2 separate regions of the Homo sapiens genome follow, and region 1 is linked to region 2. The links are chromatin contacts, found by Hi-C or POLR2A ChIA-PET in ENCODE. All regions are on one chromosome and are shown on one strand. Each heading gives the region's core, a stretch centred on a gene start or an enhancer-like site at or near the end of the contact. The rest is flanking DNA. Distances are from core to core; before and after follow the strand shown. Region 1 holds the start of LINC00544 (long intergenic non-protein coding RNA 544). Region 2 holds the start of KATNAL1 (katanin catalytic subunit A1 like 1).

What was found. Hi-C counts contacts between places; a loop is a spot of excess contacts on that map. ChIA-PET counts read pairs that join two places held with the same protein, here RNA polymerase II (POLR2A). Pooled maps may share reads with other maps.
Region 1: a pooled map shows a loop between it and region 2 (4-fold over the local background). The contact joins the promoter of LINC00544 here to the promoter of KATNAL1 in region 2. A Hi-C loop is called at or near these places in 1 of 168 maps with a recorded cell type or tissue (ascending aorta) and 10 of 50 pooled maps. POLR2A ChIA-PET finds 5 or more read pairs at or near these places in 1 of 52 experiments (activated naive CD4-positive, alpha-beta T cell).

What each region holds. Positions count from the first base shown.
Region 1 is chr13:29,933,873-29,939,927 of GRCh38, forward strand. LINC00544 (long intergenic non-protein coding RNA 544) reads left to right here and starts at 2,659. Exons shown (of 5, transcript NR_033889.1): 1 at 2,659-2,829; 2 at 3,330-3,409; 3 at 4,034-4,137. RefSeq lists enhancers at 943-1,002, 1,723-1,842, 1,973-2,092.
Region 2 is chr13:30,303,041-30,308,994 of GRCh38, forward strand. KATNAL1 (katanin catalytic subunit A1 like 1) reads right to left here and starts at 4,511. Exons shown (of 11, transcript NM_032116.5): 1 at 4,291-4,511. RefSeq lists silencers at 4,146-4,255, 4,286-4,515.

The sequences.
Region 1 (6,055 bases), core at 1,409-3,908, 370 kb before region 2:
AGTCATGAGTTGGCTAGGCCTGCCATCATTTGACGTCGTGATGGGGCTAGACAGCCTGCTCCTAAGATGGCCCAACCACACACCTGCCTGGGAAGCTGGGACAGGCTGGAGGCTGGAGGTCTCTGTTCTCTCCACACAGGCTTATCCAACAGAGCTGCTGAGTGTAGGGCGTGGAGGTTGGCTTCGCCATGGGAGCAATGCAAGGTGCCAAGATGGACGTGGTATTGCCTTTTATACTCTAGTCTTGGAAGTCACACCCCATCATGTCCACCATAAGCTAGTGGTACAGGAATTTGCAAATATCTGCTTGGGTTTGAGGAGGGAGGACATAGACTGCGCCTCACTATGAAGTCATGTCAATCATCAGTTGTGGCACAGGGTATGTAGTGGGGTTTATATTGGGGTCTGGGGAATATAAAGCCTGTGTCCAGAACCAAAGCACTGTTCTACCCCTACACAGAACACTCTCTATCCAAAGACCCTTTGGTTAGCATTGCTTTTTGCCATTTCGGCCTTGCTAAGGCATGAGAAATGTTGCCACATCCGTTGCATCTGCTACAAAGGCATGCTAGTAATTATCAGTGATAACAGAATGAAAAGAATACAGTTGGTTTTGAGCTTCTAACATATGGTATTGTTGGCTCTTTCTGAGAAGAGAGATCCTGCTTGTGCCCAAGGAATCCCTGAGGATCCCTACGTAGGACCCACTCATCCCACTGCTTTGTCTCTCTACTACAGGGCAGTCTGTGTCCAGCCACTTCTGGGAAGTGGAGTATCTGATTGGTTACCCTGTGTCATAAAAGAGAGGGCATCTGAACTAATCTCTTTATGCAGAGTTTCACAGCACTTCCTCTGGGTCACACCCTCATAGCTCCATTCAGGCAAGGTATAGATTTGAGTAGAAATATCTGTCCTGAGCATCGAGGTACCGCGGTGATGCAAATGTAAGCCCCAGCACAGACAGCATGTCTGTGTTTCTAGTGAGCTGGCAGATGGCTTTTAAAGTCAAGTTACAAGTGTGTCCAGGCACAGGGACAGCTGTGTGAGCAAAGGAACACTTTTGTGCCAGGGAGGGAGAGAGGACCAGCTCTAGGGGGAACTATAGGCTCTGCAGGCTCAGAAAGAGGCAGGTGTGATGAAAACCTTCCAGGAGCACCTCATCACTCCGTTCAGGCCTCCTGACTCATTAGGAGATTCTGGTGACACCCCGCCTCCCTGGCTTCAATCTCTCTAGCTGTAAGCCTGGGGATTGGAAGACTTGGCACAGTCTTTCCTCCCCAAGGGTGCCGTGCTGATGATGTTTGCAGAGTGCATCACACTCCTCTGATAAAAGGTGTCTCCTGAGTACAAAGTATCATTGTCACTATATTCCACAATGTGGCTAAATATAGGTGTGCACCAATCTGCTGAAGAGCAGAGTGTCTCTTCAGCATTTGCCTGGGAGGAGCAAGTGGCCCAGTGGCTGCATAGGATGCAGCAGAAAAGAGCTGGCATGCAGCAGCAGTGTACCTGAGACCAGGGCATGGGGAGAGGGAAAGGCCCTGCATGCCCCCCTGGTGGGCAGCCCCAGCCCACTTGGTGACAGTGAGGCCTGAGTGCAGCAAGGCTGGAGTCATGCTGTGAAAGCCCACAGTAGCAGAGCCCCTGCCAGGAATATAGCAAGGAGATCACAGATCACAGAGTACATTGCACCTGCCCCATGCAGTGGCGGAGCAAGACGCTCAAGGGTCTGGAGTTAAGAGGGACCATTTGAGGTTAAGAGGGAAGGAGTCTCCCTTGTTTTGGTTTTTGTTTTTTGTTTTCCCACACAGTCCCAGAGGGTACTGTGGTGTTCTGACACACTCCCTGTGTCAGAGCTGTTTTTTCATTATGACCAAGACAGAGCAGGTGTGAGAGCTGAGCATCCTCCCCTTGCTGTGCTCCTCTGGTCTCCAAGGCACCCTCCCCATGCGCTGCTTCCTTCCACTTACCGCCCTCGCACGGCACCACATCCTGAGCTCTGCTTGTTCCCTCTTCAGACTGGCAGGTGGTTATAGAGGTGTTTGGGGTGTCAGCTCTGAAATGCTAAAAATAAAACCAGGCTTTCTATCCTGGGATGTCTCATTAGTTTGCTTACAAATGAGTCCCCCTGCAGTTTTTCAGCAATTGGCTAACAAGCTCTAATTTGAGCGTTTGGGCTGGACCTTGGCTCAGTGGGAGCAGACGCGGAGCAGACGCCTTCTCGGAGCTGCCTGTTTGGGGAAGCTGGTCGTTTCCACTCTAGCTCAGCCTCCCAGAACAGGGAAGCTGCAGGAAAGTTGACAAAAGCACAGCAAAGCAGGGAGAGCCTCCTCGGTAGAGAGCAACGACCAGGTGGGTGTGGGTGTGGAGAGCAGTGGGGCCCACCTGGGCAGGTGCGGGGGGATGGGAGGAGGGGCTGAGAGTGCTCTCTAAGTTAAGGTCACGGTGTAGAGGAGAGGACTTGAAAACTTCCTGCAGCAGCTTCGTGGCCCGGTGAAATGTTCTCAGCAGCAAGCATGAAGCTCTGATTTGTAAAAAAATCAATACGGCTTGCATGCCAACTATGCCTTCTCCAATCCTGCATTTGTGATGTCAGAGGTTGTCATTCTGGGCTATGGAGCAAACCTTTCAGGGTTGACCCAGTCCTTCTAGGTCATGTGGAGTGGGCCAGCTTTAATGAACCTGTCTAAAAGGAAGGAAGAGAAAGAGCTCAGCTCCTTAGGGGAACAAGGTGGACCTTGGCAGCTGTCTCACTCCTCACCAGCTCTTCACCTCAGATCTTGTCCTGACTTCCTGGTCCACTAACGGCCTCCTGGATAGAAGAGTCAGGTAATGATCCCTGCCTTTCAATACTCATTGCTCAGTTTCAACAATCATCAACAATTTGCCAATCTCATTTCATCTCTCCTCTTATCTTTTTCCTTTTCTGGAGTATTCAGATCCTCTCACTTTCTGAGTGGAACTAAGAGTCTTCCTCACCTTCATCACCACTATTAGCTTATAAACCTCTTTTAAGGACAGGGATTCACCTCAGCTCAATTATGTTTTGTTACACACGTGGTACCCATCTTCTGTGTTGAGAGATGTTTGAATTATACAGTTTTTAGTGCATTAAGTGTTAGTGTTTGGGATCCAATTTGGCTCACTCTAGATGAGCTATAGAGTCTTCATTTTTTCTCCTCTCCCTTTTTCCTTCTTGAGTTAAAAATCACAGTTACCCAGCCTCCCCATACCTCCCCCCGCACCCTATATTACCACTTGTTTTTCTTTCTTTTTTCTAACCACACCCTGAGGCATTTCACCAGCAACTCTTTATTATCTAACCACAGTTCACCAGCCCAGGAGATGTTCTGAAAATTGACAATGATCATGATATACCCTGGATCCAGAATACTTCTCTATACAATGGGTGTGTATAAAGACAGACAGACCTGCCAGGCTCCATCAGGAAAGCTCTGTGTCTCCTTCACATGTGGAGGGACAGAATATTATCTGGAGATGGAGAATGCTTCTGAGAGCCTCTAGCACAGGGATCCCCAACCCCACAGCCTCGGGCAGGTCCCAGTCCCAGTCTGTGGCCTGTTAGGAACCGGGCCACACAACCGGGGGTGAGCGGTGGGCAAGTGAGCGTTACCACGTGAGCTCTGCCTCCTGTCGGATCAGCCGGTAGCATAAGAGTCTCATAGAAGCGTGAACTCTATTGTGAATTGCGCAAGTGAGGGCTCTAGGTTGGGTGCTTCTTATGAGAATCTAATGCCTGAGGATGAGGCAAAACAGTTTCATTCCAAAATCATCCCCCGGACCCCATCTGTGGAAAAATTGTCTTCCATGAAACCCGTCCCTAATGCCAAAAAATTTGGAGACCACTGCTCTAGTAGGCCTGCCTACTGGGCTTACTTTGTGTATATGAAATTGATAATTATTCCTCGTTTCAGAAATTTAAAATGTTACATTTATATTTCTTTCATATTTCCAACATTGTACCAAAGGTCAGTCCTAGAATGCTTTGTTTTAGCTGTTTTTCTTTCCTTAGGCAGAGAACAAAGATTGGTGGCTTCCTCCTGAGCACACTGGGATGTGGCATTACATCGGGGCTGCTGAGTGCCCTTACCTTCAGCTGCCCAGATGCAGAGGCAGGTGGGTGGGGCCAGGGAGTTTGATGCTTCACCTCCTTAAGTGAGAACTGCATCATGCAAACAGTCAGCTCTCAGCCAGATGGCACCACAAGGTTCTGTGAATTTCTCTCAGCACAACAAGCACATCTGCCAGTTGGGTTCCAATGCTGTTTTCTCTTTTCTTCTCGGCACTAGACACCAGGGCTTTAATTACACAGCCAAACTCAGCCGCAGAACACTCCCCAGTCTCGTCCTGGCTGGGCCCAGGACCTCCCCACCTCTTCAAAAGCCCCAAAATGGAACGATCATGGCCGGTCATCAGGGCCGGCAGGTGCAAAGGTGCTAAGTGGGCTGAGCTGACCCTGTACTCCTCTTGGTTCTCTCTGTAATGATCCCCTCTTCCTCACAGGCCCCCTTTGCCCTGATCTCGCCCTCCCACCTGCTGTCGGAGGGCCCCTCATGGAGATGCTCAGCCAGGCCCAGACCTCAGCGCTCCCTTGGCCTGGCCTTTCCACTGGGCTTCCTCGTGTCCTTAGTGCCCGGGTCCCCAGGGGAAGGCTTGGCCAGAGAGCTGCTTGGAAGCAACAGTTATTACGTAGACAATTGACAGAAATCTGTGTGGTTGTGCGGCCACACTCCTTTGTCAATCCTGCCCAGATATCCTGCTTTCCTCATAACAGCCAGCATTTTTCTGAGTGCTCACTATGTGCCAGGCACTTTACTGTATTAACTCATTTAATCCTACAACAACCTTATGAGGTAGGTGCTGCTGTTAATCACATTTTACAGATGAGAAAACTGAGGCACAGAGAGGTTCAGCCCCTTGCCCCAAATCACCCAGCTAGTAATGAGCAGAGGTGGGATTCATATCTAGGATTCTAGCCTGACTCAAGAGCCAAAAGGCTTTTAAAAGAAAACCTGAAACTACGTACAATTCCATATGACATGGAAAAAATTAAATAAAGTTCTTGGCTCAAAGGGTGGCATTGTGATGCTTTCCTTTTCCCTTTTCATCTTCTCATTTCCACTCTTAAAAAAATTATTTTTCTCACACAGTGACTGTGACAAGAGTAAATATGATAGTGGAGGTTCAGATAATGTGAAAAACCAGTGGAGGAGACAATTTTAGGTGGCTTTGCTGTGTCCTCTTCACCTGACAGAGGTGGGCACCCTTAGGTCTGGTTTATGATCTTGGCCAAGCCTCAAAAAGGGAAGACCAAAACTCCTAGAAGCACCCCGTGGTTATAGAGTTGTTAGGGAAATGCGGTATGCAAAGCCTCTGAAAGGAAAGGATCCAAGCTTAGGGATGTGAGGATCTACTAAAATTGTAAGGGACACATGAATAAGAGGGAGATTGATCTGTGACGATGAGTTGGCAAAAAATGAAAATATGCACAAACTCCCCACCATGGAGGAGGCCTCGTGTGCGGGAAAAGGCATTGTTTCTGCCCTTTGGATGTGTTGAAGGATGCTCTAGAATAGGGAAAGTCATTAAAAACTAAATCACAGAGGAGCATGTGACACAGGGCATAGTGCAAGGGGAGTTTAGAGAGGGTATCAGGCAAATCAGCGAGGTGTAAGGGCAGAAGGATGAAGCTGTGGCTTTGAGAGAGGACTTGGAGGCTGAGGAGAGCTCAGATGTCACCAGGCAAGACCTTAGTCCCAACCCACATGGTCGTTGCCTCCACTGTCCTTCCAAGATGCTCCAGCCAGGGCCCATGTCCATGCTCCCTGGATCTCTTGCCTCCAGCTACAGTACCTGCCATGCAGCTGGTGCTCAAGATACTTTTGTTTTAAAATATCAGTGAATAAATGAATAAGCACAGCCGTTGAGTTTTTAACCATTAGGTCAGTCAGGTGTATGAAATTTGAAGAGCCACTTACACGTCTTGATTGAATTCCCCTTTGTCTTGCCAGTTTCTCCCTTTTCCTTTACTGCA
Region 2 (5,954 bases), core at 3,261-5,760:
TATTAAAAAGAATAAGATTTCAAACCAAAGCTCACTTTTTAATAGGCTGCCTAATAGGAGCTTTTACAATTACTAATGGACAGAACAAAGTTACAAAAGGACTTAAAAGGTCATTTACTCCTTTGCCATCCGTTCAGTTAGGACCACAATCAAACCATACCCCAGCAAAAGAAACATATCTAAAGACATCCAGTGAAGATTAAACCACCTTGAAAAACTACTCCATTTTTTTTAAACTACTCTCACAATCTATGCCTTGAATTTATCTGGCAAATGCCCATATCTCACTTTTATCAGGTATTCTAGGGCACAATTTCCCTGGGACTACCATATATAAGTATAGTTATCACTGAAGAGAAAAATGTTTAAAATAATGTTGAGCCGGGTGTGGCCACATGCCTGAAATCCCAGCCACTGGGGAGGCTGAGACAGGAAGGCTGCTTGAGCCCAGGAGTTCAAGGCTGCTGTGAGCTATGACTGCACCATTGCATTCCAGCCTAGGTGACAGAGTCAGACCCTGTCTCCAAAAAATAAAAATAAAATGAAATACTCTTGAGCACATTAAAATATAAACATATTTTCATTTACAGATGCTCAAATATCAGTGAAATCACAAATCAGTCCAGACATTAAATACTGTCAGAATTGAAGAATTTTAGAGCCATTGAGCTCTCATATTATCTAGTGGAACTTCCTGTTTCTTTGAAGATGAAAACAAGGCAAAAGTACATTGGTATTAATGCCCTATACAATAACATTTTATAGCATTAACGGAAGCTTCATTTTAAAAAATTGATTAGTCCTCAGACTCTAATCATCACTTTGTAATATAACTACTACCTGATCCACCTGCTTAATATGGTCAAGTAAAGTCTAGAACAGGGCCTTTCTATCAGACAGAACTGGCAGTCCTGCCACACTGTTAGTAAGGAAGTGGGAGAAGAAATGCTTTCAGTTGTTGAGCACTTTAGGGTTTACCTCCACTAAACTGTTTCAACTTCCCAAAATCAAATAAATAGTATTAACACCTCATATGAAATAAGGGTACAGATTTGGAGACCTGCCTATGATCATGCAGAAAATAAGTTGGAGACACAAAATTAGACAACTTACTTTCTTTCCTTATTTTCCCCTCCTTTGTTATGCTCTCTCCCAGTTCTTCTTCCTCTATGCCTCCTAACTAGGGTCTCATTTGTAGGCTCCTCCCGCAAACACATACACACAACTCTTTTTTTTTTTTTTTTTCCTGACACGGAGTCTCGCTCTGTCACCAGGCTGGAGTGCAGCAGCATGATCTTGGCTCACTGCAACCTCTGCCTCCTGGGTTCAAGCTATTCTCCTGCCTCAGCCTCCTGAGTAGCTGGGACTATAGGTGTGCGCCACCATGTCTAGCTAATTTTTATATTTTTAGGAGAAACGAGGTTTCACCATCTTGGCCAGGATGGTCTCGATCTCTTGATCTCCTGATCTGCCCGCCTCAGCCTTCCAAAGTGCTGGGATTACAGGCGCGAGCCACTGCGCCCGGCCTACACACATTTCTTAAATGAGAGTTCCATATCCAAACCTCTTCCTTTTTCTTTTCTACTCATTACTCCAATGTGAGCTGGTCCATTCTCCCTTGTAGCTTTAATTACTTATCTATATGCAAACTTCTAACTCCAGCCTGCTCTCTCTGAACTCCAGACTAAAATGCACCTCCACCTGAATATCCCATAGGAACCTCTAACAAATGCTCAAAACTCAACTAATATCTTTATATTTCACCCCAATAAAAACCAGCTCCTCCTCATCTCAATCAACGGATTCACTATTACCTCAGTCATGCTAGCCAGAAACTGAGGAATCAATCAGCTAAGAGTTCCAAATCTAACTCCCAACATCCAAACTCTTATCAAGTCATATCAATTTTATCTCTTAAATATTCCTTGAATCCATGTCTTTCTGTAACTCCAAATGCTTAATTCAGACTCTCTTCACTTCTCTACTGGACTTTGTTTTTTTCTATTATACAACTGGCTTTTCTACTACCTGTAATGTTTCCCCTCCCAGGTCCATTCTCTACACTGGGGCTGGAGTTATCTTTCTAAAATACAAATCTGACGCCACCACCACTCTAGCTAAAATTCTTCAATGACTGCCCTATATCAAGAAAAATTCTAAACTCTGAATATGGTGCCAAGTACTTTAAGATCTGGCCTCACCCACTAATTGCAAGTATTCTGGGATCCAGTCATTCAGAACTACCTAGCGTTTCCCAAATACAAAATACTGATTCTTCAATCTATCCTTTGCTTATTTTGTGCCATCCATTTGTCCTAGAATGACTTTCCTCATCATCACTCCAGTGAAAGCTTATTCAACTATTTTAACACAAGTTAAAAGTCAAATCACACTGAAGGCCTCCCCTGACTTCCTTAGACAGAGTCAGGATCTTTCTACTAAATGACAGAGAATGGTCAGTGCTTGAGATCAGGACCAGACCCACCTGGGCTGAAATCCCAGGTTCACACGTTACCAGCTATGATTTTGAGCAAGGCCTCTAAAGCCTGTTTCCTCATCTCTAAAAATCAGTAACTACTTCACCAACTGTTTTGAGGATTAAGTAAGGAGTTGCATGCAAAATACTCCTCACAGCACCTGACATATTCAATAAATGTTACTGTTATGTGATTATTTCCTCTGGGCTCCTAGAGCAACTTGCACTTATCTCTACCACACTACTGTGATGACAAGACTGCCCATGCAGGATACAGACTATCTTTTTTCATCTCTTTATTCTCACCACCTGGCATAATGCCTGGCACATAGGTTCCTAACACATTTTGAATGAATAAATAAAATACTTCAAACCTTATGTTGTATCACATAAGGCCTCAATTTTGTTTTCTACCTGTCTTACTAAACCTACTTTCCATCTCCTCCTTGTACAAAATTGCAACCTCAAGTAAAATTTACACAGGTCAACTTCATTTTAATTAAGAGAAAGTTTTATAGGATTTGTGGTCTTTTTGTTTTTAAACACACACACACACAAACTCACAATAATATCAACAATTCTCCAACTTACTCCATAAAGCAGCAAATTTCTAGGATGGTTATCTACCTATTAAAAAATTTTAAAGGGTCGTCAAGGAAGGTTTCGTAAATCTGTGTCAGCTTCCTTTACCAGCAAGTCTTTGAGTCAACTCTAAGGACTCAAGTGTACTCCTGAACATAAAAAATATATAAAGAATTAACTAAATAATTAAAACATGGTATTTTTCCTTCCGAAAACATGCTGAGAAATTCTGAATAACACTGGAATAATCAAAGAATTATTGCTGCCTACTGCTAAAAAAGTCTGTTTTTAAAAGTTACTAGTAATTTAAAGCTGAACTAATCAAAATATGTGTAGGCAGTGTTCAGGCTGGCAAGGGGGGGGTGGGGTGGAGCACTCATTTCACAACCTTGAACCTCAAGAAATAAAATTCAAAAATGCAAAAAGTTAAAAATGCCAGATACCACCATATAATCGCAATGACATCTTTTTATCTATTTCCACACTTAACCTTTAAACATTACTGCCCTTTGAGTAATTACCAATTGATGGGTTTAATATGCAAACACCTCTGAGCTACTTTAAAACAAACATGACTAACCCAGAAATAAACGTATCCAGGAAAGGAGAAAAACCTGTTAAAACACGGTTTCTCAGGTCTCACATCCAATGTGTGACATACATACGGTTCTGCACCGAAAGGCAGCAACCTGCGAGGGTCAGAGGCGCCGAAGACCCGAGGCCCTGCAGCTTGGGCGGCTGCTCATCCCTGAGACTGTGCAGGGCGGTGGCCCAGCCGGGGTGGGGCTGAGCGCTGCAACTGGGGCGGGCCCAGCTACAGGGCGGGAAGCCCGAGGCTCACCTCCACTTCCCTTTCCCAACGCACAGAGCCCAGGTCCGCGACCACTCAACAGCCCCCTCAAGACAAAGAGAGATTTTTTTTTCTGTCCCGGTCCGCTCAAAGTTTATCGGTCTTTCCCGGCGGTCGGGGCCGCCGGGCTTTGTAGTTCGCCAGTCCGAGCTACCCCACCAAGACCGCGAGCCCGAGGAGTCGCTGAACTACAATTCCCATGATGCACCGCGAGCCTGGCGCTCCCGCGCCCCTCCCCGTCCCCGCACGGGAGCCAGCGCCCGAGGAACCCCGCAGCCCACTGCCCTGGCGTCTCCGGCAGTGGGAGGCCGAGAGGGGCTGTTGGCTAGAGCCCTCCACCACCTGCTGTCTCGCCCTCGCCCCTTTCTCTCGGATTCATTACCCAGAAGGCGCAGGTCCGGGCACATTCAGCGATGCGGTCCAGATGGGGTGCGGGTGGGGCGCAGGCCGCCGCCGCCGCCGCCGCCGAGTCCGTTAGCTCGCGACGTGCGTGAAAAGGCGGCGGCGGCGTAGTGTTGCCATGGCAGCCGCGGCCGCGCGGTGGGCGCAGCGCGGGAGGGAGCGCGGGGGCTGTGAGTCCGCTCTGGGGCGGAGCTTGGGACTCCCGCCCAGGTTGCCGGGGGGAGGGAGGTGCAGCGGCGCGGGGTGGGAGAGCAGGGAGACAGTGACATTGAGGAGGACGTGTGGCCGACTGAGCTCTGGTCGTGCTTGATGAGCCTGCCTCCACTGCGTCCAGCCCCCGTGGCAGGGCACCTTCGTGCCTGCTGCTTTCGGAGGTGATGCCAGTGGCGTCGAAGGAGGGGGCACCCGGGGCGTCGCAGCGCCTTTCCCGCCGCCTGTCCAGGCGTCCGCCGCTGGGTCTGCCCCCAAGGGATGTGTGGATCCTACGCCACCTCTGTGTTTTTCTCCAGTCAAACCGAATTGAAGTCTTTCGCACCCCCTTTCTCCATTCTCTGGGGAGGGGGATAGAAGGGAATCCTTCGATAAGATGGAATGCATATGGCCTTTAGGATTATTCAGGAGGTTTTAGAATTTGCAAATGGCATTGCTTTCGACTGAATTTGGATTTATGCTGTTTCTTGGCAATCGTTTGTGGACTCTAGGATAAACAGGTTAAGAGCGTGGGCTTCTAAAACGAATTCTTAGTTCACGTCCTGCCCCTGTGCTTGGTAGCTGATGACCAGAGGCGCCTTTCTCACCTCTTAACGTTTTGATCTGCAAAAATGGAGATATCCATCTTGCAACTCTTGTAAGAAATACACGCATTAATACTGATGAAGCTCTATAAAACAAAGCTTAGCATTTAACAATAGCTATTAAATATTAATTATTTAATCAATAGTGATAAAAGTCAGAATAGTGGTTGGCTGTCGGGGAGGAGTTTGAGAGAATTTTTTGTAGTGATGAAAAAATTCTATAGCTAAGAGTTTCGGTTACAGAAGTATATGCACTTGTCAAAACTCTTGGAATGGGACATTTAAGATTTGTACATTTCACTGCATGTAAATTTACCTCAAAAGAGAACATAAAAATGTGTTGTTATTATTATTAGAGCTATAGACTCTAATGGAAACTACAGAGATATTCTAGGCCCAATCTCTAGATTTTATAGATGGGAAAACTGAGGCCCAGAAATTTAATAGAAAAAAAGAGGAAGGGGAGTGAATTCGTGACCTTGTCATTTTCTAGTAATGAATATCTCCTGAAAAATTATGGTTGAAAATAACAAAAATGGCTCCTGTAATCCAGCTGAGTCATCCTACCACAGAGATTTTCTTGAACTTGACTGAGTCCCTTATCCACCTTGTGGTGTTCCCCACGGCCAATGTCCTCTCAAGGATTGCACCGTCACTTCTGGCTCTCAGTTCTTGCTTTTCCTGAACACTTAGACCTCTCCACATATCACCTCTTACAACTCTCCTCTCTCTACTCCTGCTGACACATAATTTCGAAATCAGCCCCTTTTCTTTGGTTGTTTCTATAGCCAACTCTTTAGAAGGTTTGGAGCAGATAAGTGGTTTTAAATTAAGGATGCAAAAAACCTAA